Regions from separate parts of the Mus musculus genome. Here region 1 is linked to region 2. The links are chromatin contacts, found by Hi-C or POLR2A ChIA-PET in ENCODE. All regions are on one chromosome and are shown on one strand. Each heading gives the region's core, a stretch centred on a gene start or an enhancer-like site at or near the end of the contact. The rest is flanking DNA. Distances are from core to core; before and after follow the strand shown. Region 1 holds the start of Tspo (translocator protein). Region 2 holds the start of Bik (BCL2-interacting killer).

What was found. Hi-C counts contacts between places; a loop is a spot of excess contacts on that map. ChIA-PET counts read pairs that join two places held with the same protein, here RNA polymerase II (POLR2A).
Region 1: a map of heart shows a loop between it and region 2 (2.7-fold over the local background). The contact joins the promoter of Tspo here to the promoter of Bik in region 2. A Hi-C loop is called at or near these places in 5 of 37 maps with a recorded cell type or tissue (all heart). POLR2A ChIA-PET finds 5 or more read pairs at or near these places in 4 of 5 experiments (Patski and embryonic stem cell).

What each region holds. Positions count from the first base shown.
Region 1 is chr15:83,559,976-83,567,704 of GRCm38, forward strand. Tspo (translocator protein) reads left to right here and starts at 3,598. Exons shown (of 4, transcript NM_009775.4): 1 at 3,598-3,669.
Region 2 is chr15:83,521,158-83,528,454 of GRCm38, forward strand. It overlaps Bik (BCL2-interacting killer), which reads left to right and starts at 5,705. Exons shown (of 5, transcript NM_007546.2): 1 at 5,705-5,779.

The DNA of each region.
Region 1 (7,729 bases), core at 2,348-4,847, 37 kb after region 2:
CTCATTCCTTTAACAGCATCCTTTAAAGCTTAGCTGTGTGCAGTAGCAGCTCCTTCTAGAAATGAGGGAGAAAGAAAGTGCAAATCTATTTGAATATATCCTTGAAATAAAAAAGATTAGATCCTTGAGCCTTCACCTCTCCCCAGCCACTGGTCCCTGGAATCATCTGAGCTTCAGTTTGGGAAAATCAAGGGAAAGGTGGGGCAGGAATCCGGGGTTCCTTTGGAACAGGCTCACAGTGAATGCTGACTCTAGAGACCCACTCCAGTGTGCTGCTTCAGAAAGCTCCTGGAATGTTAAAGTCAGACCCCTATCCTCCAAGTAAAGGACTGGGGAACCATGGCAAATGCTAAACATTTCAGAAGGAAAACCCCGACGTCACGGATGTTCCAGAAGAGCGAACCCCAACTACTGAACAACAATCACCCACAGGCTTATTTTTTTTCTTTGATGATGATGATGATGGTGGTGGTGGTGATGATGATGGTGATCATCAGGCTTTTTCTGGATAGGGTTTCTCTGTGTATCTCTGGCTGTCCTGGAACTAGCTTTGTAGACTAGGCTGGCCTTGAACTCAGAGATCCACCTGCCTATCTCCTGATGCCCAGCTTTTGTACATTTTTTTTTTTAAAGATTTATTTATTTATTATATGTAAGTACACTGTAGCTGTCTTCAGACACCAGAAGAGGGAGTCAGATCTCATTACAGATGGTTGTGAGCCACCATGTGGTTGCTGGGATTTGAACTCTGGACCTTCGGAAGAACAGTCGGGTGCTCTTACCCACTGAGCCATCTCACCAGCCCTGTACATTTTTTAAATTGGGATAAGACATCCAAGGACTCCCATGCATCTAAGAAAAGCCTCTGATGGGCAGAAAAGAAAGCTAACATATAGATTTTGGAAGCTGAGGAAAGAAGAAAACAACAGTTTTTAAATATTAACTTTAGGGCCAGTAAGACGGCTCTGTGGGTAAGGGTGCTTGCTACTAAGCCAGAAACCCTGAATTTGGTCCTTGGAACCTACATGATGGGAGGAGAAAACCACATCTGGCAAGCTCTCCACTGACCTCATGTACAAAATAAATGAATGTTACAAAAAGGTAATTAAAAGAATATCACTGATCTCTTCAGGAGGTAGGACAGTGGGGTTCTGAGATAAAAATGGGCAGTGATTGACAGCAAACGGCTGGGCAGAATTGAAACCCTCAGTGGAGTCCAGAAGAAACCACTGGGGGGAGGGGGAGGACTAAAGAAGGGAAACAGAAGAACTAAGCAAGAACAGAGAGCGAGAAGAGCAACACGGGAAGTCCAGGGCCTTGAGTGACAGGCATTCCAGAAAGAGAAGTGAGGAAACGAAAGACGAGAAACTGTTAAAAAAAAAAAAAAATTCAGGTCTGAAAAGTAACAATGAGGCCTTCCACACTGTCAGGGCTGTGGAAGCCAGGCATGATGGTGCATGTCTGTATCCCCAGCACTTGAGAAGTCAGGATCATGGGTTCAAAGCCAGCCTGGATTATACAGGAGACTCCAAAAATAAAGATTAAACAAAAATGGGAGCTGGAGAAATGGCTCAGCAGTTAGGAGTACTAGCTGCTCTTCCAGAGGAGCTGGGTTCAATTCTTACAACCATCTGTTTGTTTGTTTGTTTGTTTGTTTGTTTGTTTGTTTGTTTTGAGACAGGGTTTCTCTGTGTAGCCCTGGCTGTCCTGGAACTCACTCTGTAGACCAGGGTGATGTCGAACTCAGAAATTCACCTACCTCTGCCTCCCAAGTGCTGGGATTAAAGGTGTGCGCCACCACGCCCAGCTCTCACAACCATCTCTTAACTTTAGTTCTAGGATGTCCAAGGCCCTCTTCTGACCTCTGTGGGCACCAGGCACAGACATGGTACGCATACATATATGTGGTAAGATACCCACACGTGTAAAACAAAAAATAAAAAGGTCAGGTCCTTTGATTGCTGGCTCAGTGGACTAAGTTTAAACTCACATAGGAGGCTGTGCTTGTAAAATTTCAAATCTTTGCAGCCCAAATTTACATCCACAGGCTGTAGCAAGAAGGTAGTAGCAACAACAGTCGAGTGCGCCAGAGATGTATACAGTTGCATACTGATGTCATAACACACAGCATGAGGCCGCTGGACCACAACCCACTTCCAAGGATCTGAAGGACAGAGGGACTCTGGCAAGAGCTCTAGGAGGACTAGCCAACCTAGACAAAATGAGCCACTGAGAGGGAAGATGCTTCAGTTAGTTTTCTGTTTCTATCACTGAATGACATACTGGGCCATTTATATAGAGTACAAGTTACCGTCCTCAGGGTTGTAAAGTTCAAGGTCAGAAGCTGCATCTCACAAGAGCCTCCTTGCTGGTGGAGACTCTCTACAGAATCCAAGGGATGTAGGGCTTCATCTGACAAGAGGGGCCCTATCCGAGAACCTGCACTGGCTGGCTTTGATACCAGACCTACACTCAGGATAACCGATGGATCTATTCCTGAATGAATCGTGAATGGATAGGGGCCACACCGTGAATCCTTGGGACATAGTCACCTCAAGGTCCACCTGGTCCCACTTGGTTTCACCTCTTGATTCTTCACAACGGGGACTAAATTTCCACCATAGATCCCCTCCCCCAGCTCCCTCTCCCCCTTCCCGGTGACAGTCAATCCTTTGCAAATACACAATAGGACGTGAAACCTATCCAGGAGGCAGACAAGGGTACGCCAGAGGGGCGCAGAGAGACTGAAAAGCTGTAGGCACGTACAAGGCATGTAGAGCCGTTGCCGCAGGGATTGGCAAGGCTGCAGAGGTGTGCTGAGAGATGTCTCAATCAGACCGCCTTCGGCTGCTGTGCTGCTGGTTAAGAACAGGAAGCCCGGGACTGGGACGATACCTTAGTGGGTCGCATGCTCACCTTTACCTTGCAGACACCAGGATCTGAGTTTCATTTCCAGAACCTGTGTTAAAACCCTGGGTATAGTAGTACACAGTTATAATCCCAGGGCCCAGGAGGTTGAAACAGGCAGATTGGTGGGGCTCCTTGCCCAGCCAGCCTACTCTAATTGACTCACAGGAAGAGGTTGAGGGCTGCCAGCAAGTGGGTGTGGCCAGGCATAGCGCCTAGGGCCTTACTAACACAAGAGGCAGAAAGCGGTTAGTTTTGTTTTCCTTTATTTTGGGCAGTGCTGGGGATTGAAACTCAGGGGCCTTTGCGTGCACAGAAAGTACTCCACAATGGAACTATATCCCAAGTCCCTCATTAAAACAAACAAACAAATAAACAAACAAACAAAAAACACAAAATACGGATAAGATGATAGGTAGAATTCAGCCAGGCACAGTGGGGGGGGGGGGGGGAATATAATACGCAGCTCAGACTGACTGCGAGCTCACTGTCATCCTCCTGTCTCGGTGTGAAATACAAACATGTGCCACCTCTGTGGCATTCGTTGTCTGCCTGTCTGCGATGCATCTCTCCCCTCTGTGTCCAGGCCCACGATGAGGAGAGAAAAAAAGAGGGGTGCCTGGTTGAGGGCGGGCCTGGGAAGGCAGGGTGCCTCCGGGTGCGGCGCAGGGCGGGGCGGGGCGAGGCGGGGTCAGCGGCTACCAACCTCTGTGCGCAGTGTCCTTCACGGAACAACCAGCGACTGCGTGAGCGGGGCTGTGGGTACGTGAGACCCTGACGGCGGGGAGCCAAAAGGGAAACTGAGGCCAGGTCCAAGCGGGAGGGACTCCTCCCGAGGATGTGCTGCTGAGGCTGAGGGTGTTTGGCCTTTGGGGACAGCGGCCAATGTCCTGTGCCTACCTCGGTGAGGCAGGAGTTGGCTGCTGCAGCTGGAGGCAGCTGGGCGGGAAGAGGAGATAGCCTCTGGCTGCTGGGAATCCTGCTTCCCCTGCAGAGGAGTTCTGGGATCCGTGGGAAACCGAGACTATGCAAAGCCCAGGAGCCAGGATTTGAGCGGCAGCTGCCTAAGCCTGCTTTGAGATCAAAGCCTGCATGTGTGGTGTGGACGCTTCTCCTGCGTAGTGATTTGTGAACTTGGGTACTGCGTGTGTGTGCCTGGCCGTCTCAGGGCTGAGACCCGCCAGCGTCTAGAAACTCTTGATAGTGGTAGGTACCTGAGGGGTGAGGCCGACAGACAGCAGGCTTGCTTTTTAAGCTTTTCTCTGATCGGAGTTTTCGGCTTCTGTTTGTGTTCCCCTTGTTAGGGGGTTGTGCAAGCGGCGCCTTGAAAGCCAGTTTTGTTTGATAAAGTTGCCACTCCGCCACGCCATTTCCCCACACCCCAGACCTCATGGTGACCAGTTCCTGCCGGTCCTAACTGACCTGTTGCTGGCGCGATGATTACTTTCAGAATGAGAAAAGCTGGCAAAAGGTATAAGGAGGATTTGCAAGTTCGTTAAAAACAAAAAGTCCTAAAATTCCTCGGGACAGAAACGGCTTTGCTGGAAGGAAAGCTCAAGGATGGGAGGAGCTTCACGCAGTGGACGGAAGAGGGCGTGGCCGGCTCCCTTCTGTTTCTGGGTCATAGTCTCTAGGGAAGCCCCAGGGCAACAGGTACCCCAGGCCCATTGGCTCTGACCTAGCTTCACAGATAGCAGCCTAGGAGAAGGAGGGCTCAGGCATCCTTTCTGGCTGTCCTACTAAGAGGTGGGGCCCGAAGCTCTATGGAGTGATGGTGCTAAGTATGGAGAGGGCGATGCTGTTGGCCTGTGTCCATCAGACACTGAGAAGAGAGACAGCCTGTGGACCTGATCCTTGCCCAGGGCATTGTATCCCAAGGGAAGGTGACCGAGAGTGGCCGAGTGTCATTGTGGATGTAGAGATACCAACCTGGAATGTTCTACAGTTTCCCCATCAGTTTCTTTCTTTCTTTCTTTCTTTCTTTCCTTTCTTTCCTTCTTTTTTTTTTAAAGATTTATTTATTTATTATATGTAAGTACACTGTAGCTGTCTTCAAACACCAGAAGAGGGCATCCGATCTCATTACAGATGGTTGTGAGCCACTGTATGGTTGCTGGGATTTGAACTCAGGACATCTGGAAGAGCAGTCAGTGCTCTTAACCCCTGAGCCATCTCTCCAGCCCCATATCAGTTTCTTTACCTGGAAGGTGACACTAGCAATAAACCCTTTCTGGGGACTGTGGATCAAAGAGAGGTGGCTGACCCCTGCCCTGTGGCTGCTGTGGGGAGTACATGAAGGTTTGACTGAGTGAGTGAGTGCCTTTGAGTAAGGCTTGGCTCCTTTACTGAGGCCCTGGGGTGGTGACCATCGAGAAGGCCTACTACCATACTCTCCTCTGTCTAGTCCTTATTCTTCTGTCCAAGATGCTCTCTGGAAATGAAAAGGTAGCCATCTCCTCCTCCCCTAGAGGAAGCAGCTGAGTGGTCCCTGAACTGATAGTCACAACCCTGGGTGGAGTTTTCCAGGGAGGTCTTGGTGTTCTGTCCTTCCTTCCTGGAACACCCCAAGGACCCTGAGCAAGCTGGTGACAGGGTGAAGCTTAGGATGTTACATGTCTTCTAGAAGAGACCGAAATAAAGGGTGAGTGGGTGGCTTTGCCCCTCTGAGTATCTCCGTCCTGCACTCTATACTATCCTGGGATTCCACCCTGAGCTGATCTCCTGCCCAGCTCAGTCTAGCCGAGGGGTGACTCAGCTTTATGGGCCCCACCCCTGCCTGTCTACCACCCCTCTGTGTGGGTGACTCAGGAACTGGGCAGTCTCCAAGAAGTCCCTGGAAGGTCCCTGGCCCAACTTTCTCCTTCAGTTTCAAGTGGGGTGGTGACTGTCCTGTTTTGTGACTTTGGATGGAAATAGGGGGCCCTCCCTTTGATCCCCTTAGTGAAGCAGAGCATAAAGATAGTCTTGCCTTCCAGGGCGGCTAGAGGGTGGGAGTAGAAACCTGGGGTCCAGTGTCCTGTCCCTAGATCCTGTCCTTATGGTATGTCTTTGGGACAGCCACCACACTATAATGGGAGACTTGATGGACTCTGAAACATTGGTTGGTCCTGTTTAAGAACTTCCCAGACACAGAGAATGCCCCCCTTGCTCCCACCCCTGGCGCATAGCTGTCATGAGAGCACTTTCTCCTTCAAAGCCATGGCAAGAGGGAAGAGGTACTACTGTGGGGCGTAAGGCTGGCAAACCTCTAAGGCAGGGAGGGTTCCCAGGAAGGAAGCCAGCCACACACAGGCTCTGACCCGCTAGGGAGTGTTCAGGAAAGGCAGCTTCTGAGGGACCTAAGGGACTTGCTGGTCATGAGGAAGGGCAGGGCTGGGTTGGCACAAGAAACAAGTGCCCAGTAGGCATTGGTTTCTTTGTGGGAAATGCACACGTTTGGAACTTGGTGTCAATGGCTGGGGAGACAGCAACATCATTGACTTGTGTGATTGCTACTTTACGTTTGGGGACTTTCAGCTAAATTACTAAAACCTGTTGTCTGCAGTGGTGGTGCTTGCCCGGGAGGCTGAAGTAAGAGGACGACTATCAGTTTGAGGCTGGTCTGGGCTACATGGTGAATATCTTTGTGCCCCTATTAAGAGAGGAGAGCCAGGCAGTGGTGGCACATGCCTTTAATCCCAGCACTTGGGAGGCAGAGGCAGGTGGATTTCTGAGTTCAAGGCCAGCCTGGACTACAGAGTGAATTGAGAGAGAGAGAGAGAAGAGGCTGGCTAGAGAGAGATGGCTCAGCAGTTAAGAGCATTGACTGCTCTTCCAGGGGTGCTGAGTTCAGTTCCCAGCAAACACATGATAGTTCACAACCATTTGTAATGGGATCCGATGCCCTCTTCTGGTGTGTCTGAAGACAGCAACAGTGTACTCATATACATAAAATAAATAAATAAATCTTAGAGGAAGGAGGGGAGAGAGAGGGGAGGACAGAAGGGGAAGGAGAGGGGAAGGGGGAGGGGGAGGGGGGAGGGGGGAAGGGAGGAGGGAGCAATAGTATAAACCAGGCTGTAGCAGTGCAGGCCTGCAGGTCTGTAATCTGAGCCCTCAGGAGCTGGGAGGCTGAAGTAGGATGGTCATGCATTCAAGGCTTAGCCTGGGCTATGGAGTTCCAGGCTAGCTTGGAACAAACAAACAACAACAAAACCAACTGAAAACACTAACAGGTGTCCCCAGGCCATGGAACAGGAGTGGTACTGTGAAGGGGACTTGGCAAGGTGGAGCAGTGACCTTAAGTAGGGACACTACTTCTCCCTCCTTCTTTTCCTCCTAAGTCCCTCTGTGCATCCCATGTTGGTATCCCATGCTTGCAGTCCTCCTGCCTTGGGGCCCCAGTGCTGAGGGATTACAAGATGTGCTACAGTGCTGGGCGGGGCAGTGCAGTTTCTTGTCTAAACTTTGGAAAATGCAGAAATGCAGAATAAATGGCCCACAGGCTCCATTAACCTCCCCCTCTTCTCAGCGAGCTTCTCAGAAAACAGAAGTGGTCCCCTAGGCTGCTTCTCATACTCGCAGGTACTCCCCTCATTCAGCATCTCATTACCCCAGGTACTCTTCTCTATTCAGCTTCTCATTCTCCAGGAACACCCCTCATTCAGCTTCTCACTCCCCCAGGTACTCCCCCCATTCAGCTTCTCATTCCCCAAGTACTCCCCCCATTCAGCTTCTCATTCATTCCCCCAGGTACTCCCACCTATTCAGCTTCTCATTCCCCCAAGTACTCCCCCATTCAGTTTCTCAGACACTCAGGTATCCTCCCCCAAATTAGCTTCAG
Region 2 (7,297 bases), core at 4,455-6,954:
AATTGTCAATCAAGAAAATGCCAACCCGGGCTTGACCACAAGCCAATCTGATGGGGAGTCTTCCAAAAGGCTCTAGTTTGTGTCAGGCTGACATGAAACCAGACAGCCCAGGGCCCAACACAGGCCTCCTTAGGACTCGCCTGCTCAAGCTCTCTCAACTCCACACACCCCTGCTCAGCCCAGGAGGAGGGCTTGTCAAGGACACATAGAATTGTGAGTGACAGTGGCACCTTCCTCAGGCAAAGCACCAGACCAGCCTTGTTTTCTTTAAAGGAAGAAAAAAATCTCAGCAGAGCAGTAGGGGCACATACCTTTAACCCCAGCACTCGGGAGGCAGAGTCAAACGGATCTCTCTGAGTTCGAGTCCAGCCTGGTCTACAGAGTGAGTTCCAGGACAGCCAGAGCTACACAGAGAAACCCTGTAGAACCCAAACCTCCCAAATTGTGTGCTCCCCGCTCTCTCTCTCTCTTACTTTTCTCTGTCTCTCTGTGTCTCTCTGTGTGTGTGTGTGTGTACACACATGTACATGCATGCATGTACCCTCAGAGGCCAGAAAAAAGCAGCAGATCCCGTGGGAGCTGGAGTTAGAGGTCGTTGGGTACCAGGTGTTGAGAACCAAGCACATGACCTCTGTATAAGTAGCATAGTATCTATCTCTTTACCTGCTCCATCACCTCTCCAGCCCTGAGAGACTCGTGTCTCCGGAGGAGTGCCCACACTTGGGATTTCCTATCCTTGCTCCAGTGACCTTCCCACTCACTCACCTGAAATATCTCGTATGATAATGTTAAATGTCAATTTTACAGAATTGACAGTCACCTGGGAGATGGGTCTCTGGGCATGCTAGTGGAGGTTGTCTTAGTTAGATTAATGGGCAAGGCATCAATCCCTGGCTGGGATCGTGGATGGTATAAAGGGAGAATGAGGGCTGGACAGCAAAGCTGTCTTCATTACAGTCCTCTTCCTGAGGGCAGATGGAGGAGGAGCCTTCTTCCTGCTCCTCCTCCTCTGGTCACCTTGCCCTTCATGCCTGCTACCACATTCCCATCTTCATGCCCCGCCCCCCCTCCCGGAACTGTGAGCAACTTTCCTCCCTTAAGTTGCTTTTAGAGCATTTTGTCACAGAGGTGAGAAACTAGCCAGACAGTGGTGGCCTTTAACCCCAGCAGAGAGAGAAGAGCTAGACACAGGGGAGGATAGAATGAGCCAGAGAGGAAGCAGGAGACAGAAGATTAGAACAGATTGCCAGGGTTAGACTGAGGTCAAGCAGAGCATTCAGGAGAAGCCCAGAGAAACCAGATTGAAGAGTTTTGACCCAGAACAGCGGAGTTGAACCAGCCAGAGCTCAGAAAGCACTAACTGGGAAGGGGTGAGCTTATTCAGCAGTAAGTCTCAGAGGCTGAAAACATTCTAGGCCTAGATTAGATTGTATGGAGGCTAGGAGCTTCCAGGACTAGGCCTTGGTTAGCAGATGGAGGCAGCAAGCCTCGGAGATAGCAAGGAGCCGGAGAATAAAAGTTACATTTTTGCTGGGCAGTGGTGGTGCATGCCTTTAATTCCACCTTAATCTCCGTGTCTCAGAATATCTTCTAAATATTAAAAAAATGTATTTGTTGGGCAGTGGTGGCACACTCCTTTAATCCCAGCACTTGGGAGGCAGAGGCAAGTGGATTTCTGAGTTCAAGGCCAGCCTGAGTTCCAGGACAGCTAGGGCTACACAGAGAAACCCTGTCTCAAAAAACTAAAAGAAAAAAGAAAAAAAAGTTACACTTACAGAGGATAGTCTACTCTGGCTTCTATACCCATGCACCTATACTTATGCATACATATACAGAATGTATAATAAAGCTTTATCTACATTTCTTTTTGCACTTCAGGGGAACACAGTAGCATATTAATTTCCCCAGAGGAAAAGACGTGCCTGCAGAACTTTAAAGGAAAAAAAAATTGATGATTTCCTGTGAGAGGAAAAAAAAATCCATAAATGCCCCCCACTCCGCACTCTCCACCCCACCCCACCCATCCTCCACCTCCCCACCCCCAACCTCCCTCTTGGTTCTCTTCATTCTTTGAGGCAGGAGAAGCAGCAACCGAGAAAGGAAAGCCCAATGGGCTGGGGATGACAAGCCAGCTCGTGTCTCCTGTGGAACCTTGCGGGTGACCTTGCCTGACCTGGTGTCCCTGTGTGACGCAGCGATAACAGGGCTGTGAGGCTGGATAAAACAAAGGTCTCTCCACTGTGAGACAGATCCCTGCTTAGGGCCCTTTGTGGATGCAGCAGAGGAAACCGGCTCACAGGACCTGCCTTCTTAGGCCGAGAAGAGGGAGCTGGGCCAGAAGAGGCCCTTCTCAGGGTGCCCTGAGAGTGAGCAGACATGTGTCCAGCCTTCACTGTCCATTCCTGCTGAAGGTGAATGGTGGGTTTCTGGGAGCTGTAATTGTTTTTTTGAGAAAACCTGCTATCACACTGATAAGCTGCCTGTCAAAGGATGTTATTTCTGGATGGGAGGAGAGTCCACGGGGCTGGGGCTTCTTCCTGTCTGCACCGCGTGGGTCCACTGCCTCCCACCGGACCTGACTTGAATGATAACCAGGGGACAGCCACAGCCTGCTGCTGCTCAAGGCCTCCACGGTGCTGCAGGGCCAGCTATCTCAGGACCCTGGATTCCTGGAATTGTCTGACAGAGTGGAAGTCTGTTCTCCATCCCCTGACAAGCCGCACACTCCAAAACAGGTTATTTCGGTCACCCCAGCCACTGGTTCTCTGGCCTGACATGTGTCTAAATTAAATTGCTTTTAAATACCCATGCCACCGGGCTAAGCAAGCTGCATTGTCTATTCTGCCAGGACTGTCTTCAGTGACGATTCTTTTTGTCACCAGTGAAGCTGGCCTTGTCCAGAGAGCAACATGGTCTCAGCTAGTCAACCCTCCTGGCAGCTGTCAGTCTGGAGCTTGGTGATCCTCATTGCTTAACCTTCCGAGCCTGCTCTGTTGTCCTTTGTGGACTTAGATTCTAGTTCGTATTGATTTTTGGTTTCCTTACCAAAACTCGCACAGATGGTAAGCGTCTGACTCAGTGCATGGCAAACTGTGTGTGTGTGTGTGCCGATAACCTCAGTTCTGTCACCCAAGAAGCTCTCTTGTGCCCCCTTTTCACTAACTCCTGCCTCCATTATTTTCCCTTCTCTCCATAGATGACCTTTGCCTTGTTTCAGACTTCATGTAAATGTAACCGTGGTGCAAAGGAGAGAGCTCAGCCTGAAAAGCCATTGTTAAATTCAATCCCAGCACCCATGTAGAGACCTGTGTGGCAGTGCTGGCTTGAACCTCTGTGTTGGGGAGTCGGGGACAGTGAGATCCCTGGCATGGCTGGCTAGCTCCATTAGTGACTGGCAGGTCCAGTAGAAGGTATGCACTCCACCAACTAAGCTATACCCCAATCCCCCATTCTTCAAGTTTAAGGCAGGGGGTTTCACTATGTACCCCAGGCTGGCTGAAACTCTCATTCCTCCTGCCTCAGTTTGTAGAATGTGGATTGCCGGTGCCACTGCACCAGACTCTACCAGTATTTGTTAAACAAAGGATCCAAAGACAACTCGAGGCCAAAACTTGGCTTGAAGTCTGTGTCAGCTGGATCATAGACACAAGTGATCTCAGGCACAGAAGGCAGTGGGGTTATGAGGATCCAGAGGTAGCTGTGAGCAGCACCTGTAGATTGAGGCCACTAGAGAAGAAAGGGGCAAGTCCCTGAGTATGGTCCTCTCAGGGAGCAGGGTGCATAGCCTAGTGGCTCAGGGACAGAACACGGGATCTACATGGTGAAGGAGAAAACTGACCTCTGAGGGTTGTCTTCTGACCTTCACACACATAGTCCCCTCTCCAACAGAATGAATGAATAAATGTTTCAAAAGAAGGGAAGAGAAGAGCAAATGTGAGCCCTGGGGACAGAAGGTGGCGGTCCCCATTGTCACCACTTGTATTACTTCTTGCATCTGACCCAATTATGGAGCACTAACAGGAAGGCGCACTCTTATTTAAGTGATTTTGCCCCATTTCCCTTCATTTGTCTCTCTTTCTTTTAATTTATTTTAGACAGGGTCTCTTGTACCCCAGGCTCTCCTGGAACTCACTGGAAAACTGTGTATGTAGCCTTGAACGCCTTGGCCTCCCGGCTTCAACTTCCCAAACCTGAGATGACAGGGGTATCAACACACCCAGTTTTTCTTTGTAATTTGAGACATGGATTCTCAGCCTGGTGGTAGTAGTGGTTGGTGCATGCTTTTAAACCCAGCACTAGGGAGGCTGGGGCTGGCACATCTCTGTGAGTTCCAGAAAAGCCAGGGCTACACAGAGAAGCCCTGTCTTGAAAAAGCAAACGAACAAATAAACAAACCCCTCCAAATAATGAATTCTTGCTATATTGCCCGGAACCTACCCAACTTCCTAGTCTCCCCAGCGGCAGGCCGTTCAGGGATTGAGTCACTGTGCTAGCCTCCCATTTGATCAGCCTGTTGCCTTGGGGATCTTGCAGGCTAAATATTTTCACTCACCCCCTCCCCTGGGCCCCTAAGTCCCCATCTGACCTCAAACTGGCCTCCTTCCTCCACCTTGTCTACTGTTTACAGAACGCATCTGCTGACCGGTCAGGTCTTTCTGGACTGTGAGACCCCTTGTCACTGCCTCTCTTCTCTCAGTCTCAATTTTCTGCAAATTCATCTGCAAAATGTATTGGCAGAGAGGCTTCAAGGTCCCCTGCCCCCAACTCCAGGTTGTGACAATCCCTGATGGCTAATGGCCAAAGATCAGGGTTCAATTTGCTTCTGGGCTTGGAGGTGACAGAAGGACCACAGAACTGGAAAGATCTGAGTGGCAGGATTGGAAGGCCTCTAAGATTAAATTCTGCCGAGGACCTTCTAACATGTGGGGGGAGGGGCTGCCTTCCCGTGTCAGGAGAAGATTTAAGGAACCCCAAATATCACCACCCCTCTCCTGACAGGAGAGGGAAGAGTCCAGCTGACTACTTGACAAAGCACGCAGTAGGAGGCACCTGCCCCAGATTCTGACCTCTGCTATCCCGAGAGGAGCTGACTTGGGATAAACAAGTTTTGTTGTTGTATAGATAGTGGTTACTTTGTAATTCGGCCAGTGCTCCATCTTTACTCACCTCGGAGCCCCTGCTCCAGGGCACTGGAGACTGAACTCCTCCCACTTCACCTGTAATTCTAGATTTCACCTCCTACCGATCCTCTCCTTCACCCTAAGTCTTCGCCAAAAGGAGGGCTGGGAGAGCTCCCTATACACCGGGAGAGAAGAGAGAGGGGAAAGGGGGAGATTTGGAGGTGCAGTGCGGAACTTGTAGCAGGCGGGAGCAAAGGGAAGCCACAGAAGCACCAAGCCTTTAGGAGTACTATGAGGACCAAGTAGACAGCCCTTGCTAAGGTTTGGCCGCGGCGATGGCAGAGGCGGCGTCTGCGGAAAGCACACTCGCAGACGCACTGGCGGGGACACAGTAGCAGGTCTACAGGCGACAGAGGAATGTCTGCAAGCTAACGACTTTAAAACAGGGGTTCTGTAGCTACTTATTGGGACCGGGGATTTGGAGCCCCGGAGGGAGGAGTTAAAGGGGCGGGACGGGGAGGGCGCGGCCACCTATCAGGGTCCAGCCCGCCGCTCACAATAACCCGCCTCCAGCCAGCGCCCCCGACTCCGCCACCGGCGTCCCAGCCGAGAGGGTGTTCGGGCAGTTCGCCCGCCGCTACGCCAGCTCAGCTTGGCAGGTAAGCGTCTTGCAGCCCTAGCCCAAGTTGCTGGAAAGTTGGGGACCCGTGCCCAAATCCCTCGGTGGCCCCGGCTCTGAAACGTCCCCTCTGCGTCTGACACCCCAGAAGGTGCTAGTCTGGTCCGCGTGTCTCGCTGTGCGTCCATGCACTGGGGTGGCCCTTGTGTCCTGGTTCTAGGGCGCGCTGAGCAAGTGGCCTTCGTTGTCGCTGTGCCCTGGTTGTCGAAAACTTAGGGGGAGCAGCTTGAGACCAGGGCGCGGCACTGCCACAGTAGGGCGGCCAGGCTGAGCCCGGGCCGCAGGCGGAAGATGGCGTCGGCACCTGTCTCCGCGAGGACCGGAGAGTTCGCATCTGTCCCTCCCTCGGGGATCCTGGGATTCGCACCGTCCCTGCCGCGACCTGGTAATTCACACCTGTTCCCGACAGAATCCAGCTTCGCATCTGTCCTCTCTGGGACCCGGGGATATAGGTCTTCGAGGGGCAGCAGAAGGGCCTTCTTAGGCGACCTGGGTAGTTCAGACCATCATTTCCCCGAAGCTCCTAGCCACCTGCCTGCGCCCAGGCGCAGGGACTGGGAGTGCATCCGAGGGGCCGGCAAGGTCGCCGGTGTACCAGCCACAACCAGCACTGGGGGTTCAATACTTGTGTCACTTTTCCACCTTGTGGCCTTCAGGATGCGGATGCAGGTTGTTTTATAAACTTAATTGCTGTTCTGAAGTGTACTGAACCACCCCTACAAAGTGTTGTTTATTGTTGTTGGCGTTGATGCAGGTGATAACACTGTTACAGGGGTTTGGAGCCAGCTGCAGCTCTCAAGAAGGCTGGTCTCCTACCTACTTTGGGGGATGGGGGAGTTGTCAGTGAACCTTAATTTTAACCTCAGGGAAGCAGGCCTCATTTCAGATAGGCTTATGTCCCAACAGCTACATAGAGCTGGCTCCTTCAAAGCCTGGAGGGCTTTCTTAGAGGCCACACCAACCTCTCTACCTGTGACCTACTTTCTGTTCTGACTGTGTAGCTTTCTACAGGCTCCTCCACCATTCTGGACCTCAGTTTGTTGAGTTTGTAAACTGCGTTGTGGTTTAGCCTGGTGGGGAGGGACCTTTCCCAAGAAGTGGCTGAGTAGCTCGGCAATGCTACCTTGATTTCCACTAGGTTGGGGCATGTTTACTGTTGCTCCTTTACAAGTATACACCTAAGGGTCACCTGGGGTCCTTGGCTGCTTTTGGATCTAGTGTCCTGCCTAGGGCAGGTGGCACTCGTGACCTCCCAGCCTTGCCCCTCCCCACATCTCTCACTCCACCCTGCCAATTTTCTCCCCTCTATACTCCAGGATTTGAGACTTTCTTTGTTTTGTTTTGAGGCAAAGTTTCATGTAGCCTAGGCTGGCCCCCAGCTCACTATGTAGCTGAGGATGGTCTTGAAACTCCTGATTCTCTTACCTTCACCACCTGAGTTCTAGGATTCCAGGTATAGTTACTGTATCCAGGTTATTTGTAGCTGGGGATGGAACTC